3 separate regions of the Homo sapiens genome follow, and regions 1 and 3 are each linked to region 2. Evidence: chromatin contacts called from ENCODE Hi-C or POLR2A ChIA-PET data. All regions are on one chromosome and are shown on one strand. Each heading gives the region's core, a stretch centred on a gene start or an enhancer-like site at or near the end of the contact. The rest is flanking DNA. Distances are from core to core; before and after follow the strand shown. Region 1 overlaps SIK2 (salt inducible kinase 2). Region 2 overlaps DIXDC1 (DIX domain containing 1). Region 3 has its middle 33 kb from the start of SDHD.

Evidence for each region. A loop is a pair of places that touch in the nucleus more often than their neighbours do. ChIA-PET counts read pairs that join two places held with the same protein, here RNA polymerase II (POLR2A). Pooled maps may share reads with other maps.
Region 1: POLR2A ChIA-PET joins it to region 2 with 12 read pairs in A673. The contact joins two enhancer-like sites. POLR2A ChIA-PET finds 5 or more read pairs at or near these places in 2 of 52 experiments (A673 and activated CD4-positive, alpha-beta T cell).
Region 3: a map of endothelial cell of umbilical vein shows a loop between it and region 2 (10-fold over the local background). The contact joins two enhancer-like sites. A Hi-C loop is called at or near these places in 1 of 168 maps with a recorded cell type or tissue (endothelial cell of umbilical vein) and 3 of 50 pooled maps. POLR2A ChIA-PET finds 5 or more read pairs at or near these places in 2 of 52 experiments (GM12878 and naive thymus-derived CD8-positive, alpha-beta T cell).

The regions. Positions count from the first base shown.
Region 1 is chr11:111,725,016-111,727,997 of GRCh38, forward strand. SIK2 (salt inducible kinase 2) reads left to right here. Exons shown (of 15, transcript NM_015191.3): 15 at 1-2,982. It also overlaps a transcript of PPP2R1B not described here. Among named protein-coding and RNA genes, the nearest start is that of PPP2R1B, 40 kb to the right of the region's middle. Within about 2 kb of position 1,401, at least 6 of the 41 ENCODE cell types and tissues checked have a DNase peak (open chromatin) inside an H3K27ac peak, as active enhancers do.
Region 2 is chr11:111,942,475-111,945,694 of GRCh38, forward strand. All of the region lies in intron 1 of DIXDC1 (DIX domain containing 1), which reads left to right. Among named protein-coding and RNA genes, the nearest start is that of DIXDC1, 6.7 kb to the left of the region's middle. Within about 2 kb of position 1,862, at least 6 of the 41 ENCODE cell types and tissues checked have a DNase peak (open chromatin) inside an H3K27ac peak, as active enhancers do; they include endothelial cell of umbilical vein, where a contact is called at or near this core.
Region 3 is chr11:112,118,736-112,121,802 of GRCh38, forward strand. No RefSeq gene overlaps it. Among named protein-coding and RNA genes, the nearest start is that of SDHD, 33 kb to the left of the region's middle. Within about 2 kb of position 1,721, at least 8 of the 41 ENCODE cell types and tissues checked have a DNase peak (open chromatin) inside an H3K27ac peak, as active enhancers do; they include endothelial cell of umbilical vein, where a contact is called at or near this core.

The DNA.
Region 1 (2,982 bases), core at 151-2,650, 220 kb before region 2:
CTCTTTTCCGATGTAATAACTACTTTGACCTTACACTATATGTTGCTAGTAGTTTATTGAGCTTTGTATATTTGGACAGTTTCATATAGGGCTTAGAGATTTTAAGGACATGATAAATGAACTTTTCTGTCCCATGTGAAGTGGTAGTGCGGTGCCTTTCCCCCAGATCATGCTTTAATTCTTTCTTTTCTGTAGAAACCAACAGTTTCCATTTATGTCAATGCTAAATCCAAAGTCACTTCAGAGTTTGTTTTCCACCATGTGGGAATCAGCATTCTTAATTTCGTTAAAGTTTTGACTTGTAATGAAATGTTCAAGTATTACAGCAATATTCAAAGAAAGAACCACAGATGTGTTAACCATTTAAGCAGATCATCTGCCAAACATTATATTACTAATAAAACTTAACCAACACTTACAATTCAGTCATCAAAGTAAGTAAAAATTAGATGCTACAGCTAGCTAACTGTATCCCTAGAAATGATGAATAATTTGCCATTTGGACAGTTAACATCCAGGTGTTACAAAGTCAGTGTTAATTCTAAAGATGATCATTTCTGCCCTTTAGAATGGCTTGTCCCATCAGCAGATGAATGTGTTAAGCACAAAGCATCTTCCTTAAAGCACAAAGAGAGGGACTAACTGATGCTGCATCTAGAAAACACCTTTAAGTTGCCTTTCCTCTTTGTAGTTAGCGTTCAGGCAGGTGACGTGTGGAAAGTCTAGGGGGTTCCATTCTGGCCATGCGAGCCCAGCTCCTACCAACGTCGGTAACTTGAGCAGTCCCTGTTGCTGGCCAGAGACTGCCTGGTCGCCAGCGCTCACCATGGGTGCCAGGATGCTTCGCAGAGGCACTGTGCTCACGGTTGGACTTGGTGTCAGTGGGAAAGGGCAGTGTGGGGACTGTCATTTTTGTGATTTAATAACACACAGTGAAAATCCAGGAAGAATGAATTAAGCTTCTTCTGGGAGTTGTTTATTCCTGCTCGTGCTTAAGATTGATGATTTCGTGAAATAAAGAACATCATTTCATTTAAGAGATCATTTCATTAAGATCTCTAATCTGTTTTGAGTCTTTACAAAATAGCCAGTTATAAAATGGGGCTTGATTTGTTTAGACTGAAGGAAGACGTTTTCCCAAAATATACTACAGAAGTGCTACAATATTTGCGATATTAAAATGCCTGCAGATTGAAAATGGGGGCCACTCATTTCAGAACTGCAGGAATGGTGTAGTTACAGATCGACATAAACTCCTGCCCCCCAACAATGCCATGAGCTGCTTAGCCCAGGAGACCTGGGAGCTATGGCAGGACGGTTAGGCCAGCCGATGAGGGACTGCAGAGAGGCTACTGGAAGGTTAAGGACCCAGAGAGAAATCGAGAGGTGCCCTACAGCAGCCAGGCCTATCAGGATCCGTCACACACGGCAGCGGCGTGGACACCGGCCTGATGCAGAGCGTGACCCCTCCTGCTGGGACCTGTGTTGTAAGCTCCTATTTGCTTATCTTGTTTATTTCAAGCAGAAATCAATAAATTCCATAACCCTCTGTATTGACTGCAATGTAAGCTGCTGAGGAGACTGGTTCTGTTGGTCAGTCAGGTGTTTGCTCAGCCCTGTCTGATCACCTGTGCTGCTCTGTCCCTAACTAGTGACCCATGGAAGCTTCCAAGCAGTTTTCTCTTCATCACTACTAACAAACAAAACACTAAGAAGGCTTAGTATCGCTCTTTTTCTGCGGGGCTACTCTGAAGTACTGACTTGCTTTCCAGTCTGATTCACGTTAGCAGTGTGTACACTACTGTATCATCATCAGCTTCATCACCCTGTAAACCAGGCTCCTCTGAAGAGACTTTGGTGAGATGAACGTGAGGTAAAAATTTCGTTCGGCAAAAAGTGCAATATGTGTGGTACTTTATTTTTTATGTTCTTTTTTTAAATCTGGGGTATTAGTCTGTGCTTTGGGAGAAATGCACTAGCTCTGCAATTCCCAGCTGGGCAAGTGTGTCTCTAGTATCTCCACGCAACTGATACACTGGTCCCTGTAAGGCAAACAGCATGTTAGCCCGACAGGAAGAGGGGGCCCACTTTCACATTCCCGGTGACACTGACCGTCCCCAGCTGCCCCCTCGCCACCTCTGCCTGCACTGCCTTCTGTCACCGTGGGAAAAGGAGGCTGATGGTTCTCTACACCATCCACCTTGAGAATCCCTGCGTGGGAGAGCATCAGGGCCCACCAGGGGAGTGGGGATGGGGCTCAGGGGCTGTTCATGCCCATCTGAGCAAACCCCTTCTCTCTTCCATCCACTTTTGCCTCCTAGGAAAGAAAAAGTCAGTGGCCCTTTCTTCCTCAGATATCAAGAACTCCCAAGTGTTTAAACCGTATGCTGGAGTCAGTGGTTGGGACAGACAGGAGCCCAAGACTGAAGCCAGCCCTTGCCTCTTGTGTCCCTTCCCAACTCTGGTGCTGGAGTAATGGGGTGCTCTGCATTTTGATGGGGAGCAAGGGGGGACCCCCCCTGTAGGAGTATCGGCCTCTCCCCTGCCCCCTACCCTCTCTCGTGGACCAAAGTCTCCAGCAGAAGAGACTCATCATAAGACTGACGACTCCCCCACCTCCACCCACACACCGAGTGTCATCAGTCCTAAAGGCAGGGAAACGCTCACAGAATTCTGCCCACGGGTTAGATGTGGGGAGAAGGATATTCTCAGCTCCAGAGTGATTAGGTGATCAGCCAGAAACTAAGGCAAGGTGACAAGCAGCAGCCTGGAGTCACAGTTGGTCCCAGGCGTGTGGGCACTAAGCAGCCTCTGGAGACATGCGGGCAGTTGAGGATGCAAGGACACAGTGAGTGAGTGGCGCTCCTTTTTGGGGTCCTCCAGCCTCTAGTCAAGCCCCAGGTTCGTAAATATGTTTGTATTACATTTTAAAACCTGTATCAACAGTCACATTTAAGCTCCCTATTGGTTTAAAGAAAATTC
Region 2 (3,220 bases), core at 612-3,111:
ATTAGCTAGATGTGGTAAGGCAATAGAGAACCAATTCCACAGGCCCTGAGGGTGGGCTCTTATCTCCTGTTTCTAGGATGAGGGACACCCCTAGACCATAGAGTGATACTTCATTCATCCATTCATTCACATGCATTTATTGAGCACTTACCTTGTAACATGTACTTGTGAAGGAGCAGAGAGTGTTTGGGGACTCATAACTGATGGAAATTTAAAAATAAGTTTAGGAGATGATATCTTTCAGAAAATCTTTAGCTCTTTACTTTCTGATATATTATCTTTTGACCACTGGGCTGAATACTAATATATTAATCTTCCCTTATCCAAGGGACATCCATCTCAAGACCCCCAGTGGATGCCTGAAACCGTGGATGGTACTGAACCTGACTGCCATCAGTCGGAGCCTGTTTCTCTTCATGTTTTCTACCCACAAATTTAATTTACTTTGAGGCCATTATAGAGTAAAACAAGGGCAACTTGAACACAAGCACTGCGATACCTTGGCAGTCGTTCCAATAAGAAGATGACGGGTAGCACAGACAGCTTGAATATGCTGGACAAAGGGATGAGTCACGTCTTGGGTGAAACAGAGTGGGATGGCACAAGATTTCATCACACTACTCAGAGTGTTGGACAATTTATTTATTTTTTAAATTTTGATTTCAATTTATTTATTTTTTGAGACAGTGTCTCACTCTGTCACCCAGGCTGGAGTGCAGTGATGTGATCTCAGCTCACTGCAACCTCCACCTCGCACCTCTTGGGCTCAAGCGATTCTCCTGCCTCAGTCTCCCCAGTAGCTGGGACTATAGGCATGTGCTACCACACCCGGCTAATTTTTGTAGTTTTAGTAGAGACAGGGTTTCACCATGTTGGCCAGGCTGGTCTCGAGCTCCTGACCTCAGGTGATCCACCTGCCTCAGCCTCCCAAAATGCTGGGATTACAGGCATGAACCACCGCGCCCGGCTACGATTTAAAGCTTAGGAATTATTTTTGGAATTTTCTTTCTCTCTTTTTTTTTTTTTTTTTTTTTTTGTTTTTTGAGACGGAGGCTTGCTCTGTCCCCTAGGCTGGAGTGCAGTGGCGCAATCTTGGCTCACTGCAACCTCCGCCTCCCGGGTTCAAGCAATTCTCCTGCCTCAGCCTCCCGAGTAGCTGGGACTATAGATGCGTGCCACCACGCCTGGCTAAATTTTTTGTATTTTCAGTAGAGATGGGATTTCACCGTGTTATCCAGGATGGTCTCGATCTCCTGACTTCGTGATCCGCCCACCTCAGCCTCCCAAAGTGCTGGGATTACAGGCATGAGCCACTGCGCCTGGCCCATTTCTGGAATTTTCTATTTAATATATTCAGACGGTGGTTGACCATGGGTGGTTGAAACTGTGGAAAGAAAAACTATGGGTAAGGGAGACTTCTGTACAAAGAACCTGTCCATGAAAGGAAGAAGAAATTCAAGGATATTTTTACTTGTGAACTTTATTTGTACCCAATTAGCCATCAAATTCAATGAACAAATAGCTTTTGCAGGTTCAGTAAAGGGCTGAAAGAGTTAATAGAAAAGAAATACAATAGGGTGTTTACTGGCAGAATTTAGGCCAATAATAACATAAGGTTTTTAAATCTCTAGCCTTGCTCTTAGTTTCTCAGCAACTTCCCCACCCTCATCTCCTCATCTTCTGCTGCTGGAGGGTCTCAGAGTTCTAAACAGGTATCTGGTTTCACTGTAAAACTAATTTCCTTCCTGAGCCATTCATGTCTCCTCCTGAACTGTCTCTCTAGCATACCACAAAAGCTCTCTGCTTTTCTTGTTTGCTTTTCTTGTTGCCAGCAGGAAAACATAGAGTCGCCTCCTTGGCTGTTTCTGCTCTAAGAACAGTAGATACCACATACTTCCCTGGTGAAGCCCCATTGGTGCTTTCGCAACTCTAGCAAATAAGTCCCCTGCAGGAATTCTGTGAGCTTGAGTCTTGGAGGAGATAGAGAACTGAGGCTCGGCTTACAAACCTGTTTGGAAGGAAGGGCAGGTCCCAAAGAAAAACAGGAAGAAGGTTACATTTGGTGGCAAGAAAGCTTTCAAGGTCAAGATTTCCTGCACAAATGAAGATTTTGGATGGAATTGTGTATACTAGAAGACTTTTACCTAAAATCATAGGGTTATTTGGAGTGTCTTGGAGGAAGCTGATGGAGATTATGGGATTGCTAAAGCCTCCTTCCACCGGCCACCTCGTGGTACTATCACTGCTCTCACAACTTTAGAGGGGTCCAGTCTCATCAAGCCAAAATCCTTCTCAGACAGTTTTAACTCTTGTTATGTCTACTGACTGACTTCTTCTGAGGCCTGACTCAGAGGGTGGTTACCATGAAAACCTTCAGTTGTTCTAGACATTTATTACACTGGCATCCTTTTAGCTTCCTTAGAACAAATTAGTCATGAAACTCCAGACTGAGATTAGTTCAACACTGTTACACACGTAGTATGTACCAACTGTCTTGGTCTTTTTTAAAAAATTAGTTCGGTTACAAGTGCCAAAAACCCAACTTGAACTAGCAGGGATAGGAAGTGGACGTTATTGACTCATGGAATCCAAGGAAAGGCAGAAAAACTAAACCATGGAAAGGGCAGGGATGCAGCAGAAACAATGAAATCAAGAACTCTGACACTGGCAGGATCTCTTCCTCTGTTCTCTGCCTCTTGTCTGCTTCTTTCTATGCTGGCTTTATTCCCATTTACTAGAGCTGGTTTTTCCTTCTCAGGTGGGCAGCATGGCCTATGGCAACGTCTAAGTTTTATATCTTACAACTTTGAGAGAGATGAGGGAGGAGGAGGAAGACTGATTCTATTCCTAAATGCCAGTTCAGAAAGTTCCAGGGATTGGCTGGCTTTCACCAATCAACTTTGGCAGACCAATCAAGTGTGACCAGTGGAGGGGGTGATACAATACCAACCTGGTCATAGGACCCACCACTGTGTGCACAGAGGAGGGTTCTTAAAGAAGAGGGAATCATTGTGGGCTGGGCAGCTACCCCAGGAGCTGTTAGCTACACTATCACTGTAAGCCTAGCTGGAATCTGATCATTCCTACTTTGCCTCTCTTGACCAAGATCCAGGGTCATAATCAAAATATAATTCTTTTTTTTTTTAATTGTTATGCGAAAGAGCTTCATTTATTTGTTTAGTTTTCTGACTTTGTGCTGGTGTGTTCAATACTTTTTCTT
Region 3 (3,067 bases), core at 471-2,970, 180 kb after region 2:
TGACAATATTCTCTGGAAAAATTTCACTCATAGACTAACCCATATTTTTGTTTTTCCTCATTCCCACCCTCAAAGGTAATATGAATGCAAATAAAATTTAAAAGAACCTCCCATGGAGAGGAGACATTGCCATTTTCCATGAGGTACAGAAGCCCACGTTTCTGAGTTGGTGGACACAGTGGCACAAGTAGGAAGTTTTAGTTTTGAGGGTTCCTTTCTTCTCCCTCTTCACGTCAATGTACTTTGGTTGTCTAAAATGCGTTGAAAGCCTTATTTTCTGTACTTTATGTCTCTCACAATGTCATCTAAAAACATTAATTGGCATTACAACATTAATCTTGCTTTTACATAATTTTAAAAAAATTAATTATTTTTTTTTCTTTTGAGACAGGGTCTTGCTCTGTTGCCCAGGCTGGAATGCAGTGGCACAATCACAGCTCACTGCAGCCTCGACCTCCGGGGCTCAAGCCATCCTCCCACCTCAGCTTCCCAAGTAACGAGACTACAGGTGTACACCACCATGCCCGTCTAATTTTTTTTTTTTTTTTTTTTGTAGAGATGGGCTTTCACCATGCTGTGTCGGCCATTACCCAACTCCTGGGCTTAAGTGATCCACCTGCCTCAGCCTCCCAAAGTGCTGGGATTACAAGCCTGAGCCACCGCGCCCAGCTGTTAATCGTGACTTAATACATGTGCATCTTCCCCTGTTTCCTGTGTTTGCTTTCATAAGTCCACTGCTCCTGCTGTGAAGATGGGTACATTCATCTGTCATAGCTTAATGACACCACCTTAAAATTTGCAGATGGGTTCATATACATCTTATTATTCACTCACTCATATATTAAAAAATATTTAAGTATCTACTATGTACCAGGCACTGTGCTGGGTCCTGGGGATACAGAGATGAAAAAGATACCAGGAGGCTGGGCGTGGTGGCTCACGCCTGTAATCCCAGTACTTTGGGAGGCCAAGGTGAGTGGATCACTTGAGGTCAGGAGTTCGCGACCAGCCTGGCCAACAGGCTGATGGTGAAACTCCATCTCTACTAAAAATACAAAAACTAGCCGGGCGTAGTGGTGCATGCCTGTAGTCCCAGCTACTTGGGAGGCTGAGGCAGGAGAATCGCTTGAACCTGGGGGAGTGGAGGTTGCAGTGAGCCAAGATCGTGCTTGGGCGACAGAGCAAGACTCTGTCTCAAAAAAAAAAAAAAAAAAAAAGACACCAGAAGCTCACAGACTTGATGGACAGGCACATAAGCCAATAAAATGTGTTCAAAGCAAACTTCTGATAATGGCTTGGTTTCTAAAGAGACTTTTTTTAAAAAACTGGGAAGTCAGGATATTGACTAATGGACACTGGAATTTTGTTCATTTGACAGTTTTATTGTGTGTGTGTGTGTGTGTGTGTGTGTGCATAAAAAATGAATACATTTATATTTTGGCTTATGTCCTATGTCTTAAGAGCATGGCTAGCACTTAATCTTTAATACGGGTAACTGGACAAATGTAAGGTTGTGACCCTTAAACTTGAACCCCATATGCATTCCCCCCTGGCGATCACACCAAGGCTCAGACAAGCAGGGCAGTCTGGTCTGGTCCGTCGACTGTCCTCTTTCTCCTTCTCAACATATAGAACATCCCATTGGTCACAAATGCTGGATAAATGAAGGATTGCAAAAGCTCAAACTTTTTTCTTTTTTGCTTGCATTGATGTTGTAATTAACACATAGGAGCTGAGCTTTTTCCTGTGCTGACTTGTAATTTTGGCATCGTTCAAACTGGAAACGGGTTCTAATGGTATCAGTGTTATTTCCTGGGCAATAAATATCTAAAATAGAGAAGTGAGTCATAGGCCCAATGAAACTTATGAACCAAGATTAGTCACGCGGATAGTGGAGCTGCTTAACATCAATATAACTTTCTCTTCAGGTCGTTTCCCACAAAATTGGGTGGAAAAACCCACTCCTATTGCTCAGTTGGGCAGTTGCAACGATGAGCTAAATCAATTGTACTCTGGCAGTACTGTAGTAATAGCTGTAGTTTAAAAAATCACGGTAGTTAATCCACTTTGTTTCAAACTCTTCTATATGCTTTAAAAGGTATGAATTGGCAGGGCGCGGTGGCTCACGCTTGTAATCCCAGCACTTTGGGAGGCCGAGGTGGGCGGATCATGAGGTCAGGAGATTGAGACCACGGTGAAACCCCGTCTCTAATAAAAATACAAAAAAAAAAAAAATTAGCCGGGCGTGATGGCATGCGCCTGTAGTCCCAGCTACTAGGGAGGCTGAGGCAGGAGAATGGCATGAACACAGGAGGCGGAGCTTGCAGTGAGCCGAGATCTCGCCACTGCCCTCCAGCCTGGGCGACAGAGCGAGACTCCGTCTCAAAAACCAAAAACCAAACCAAACCAACCCCCCCCCCAAAAAAAACCAGAAAACAAAAAGGTATGAATTATTAGGGATATAATATCCAATTAAGAAGAAAGATGTTAAAAAATGACTCAGAACTATGGCAAAAACTATTCTATTTTGGAGGTGTTTTGAAATTAATTTTAATTTATGGGTGTTTTGGAATGAAGCAGTCCTGTCCTCTCAAAAAGCAAACAAACAAACAAAAGGGCATTGTGATTTTGATTGCTTTAGAATGTCAGTAGGACTAGTTAGTCAAAGTCTATTTCTAAAACATACCTCCTTTTCGTCATTGCAAAGGAGAAGTACACTTTACTTTCAAGGCTGACTTTGGGCATTGAGAACACAGAAAGATGATTTCCTACATTCTTAGCTAATTAATTTTAAGTGTAGCTGGAAGCCTGGTGAGGCAGAACTTAAAGAAGATGCTACTTCTTGACTTTTAAGCAGAGGCAGCAAATCACTTACAGTAAAAATTACTCAAGGAAATCACTCAATTGGCTTTTTTTGCTATGGAATTGTGACTTTTTTCCTATAATGCCCTAGGGAAAGAATATAACTGTACCTCCCTTCCTTCCAATTTCTTCAATGTCCATAGCTTTAAAGAAGAGGTCAAAATTTTGTATAAAGGACTCAAGAACCTCTCGAAAGGACAAGCTC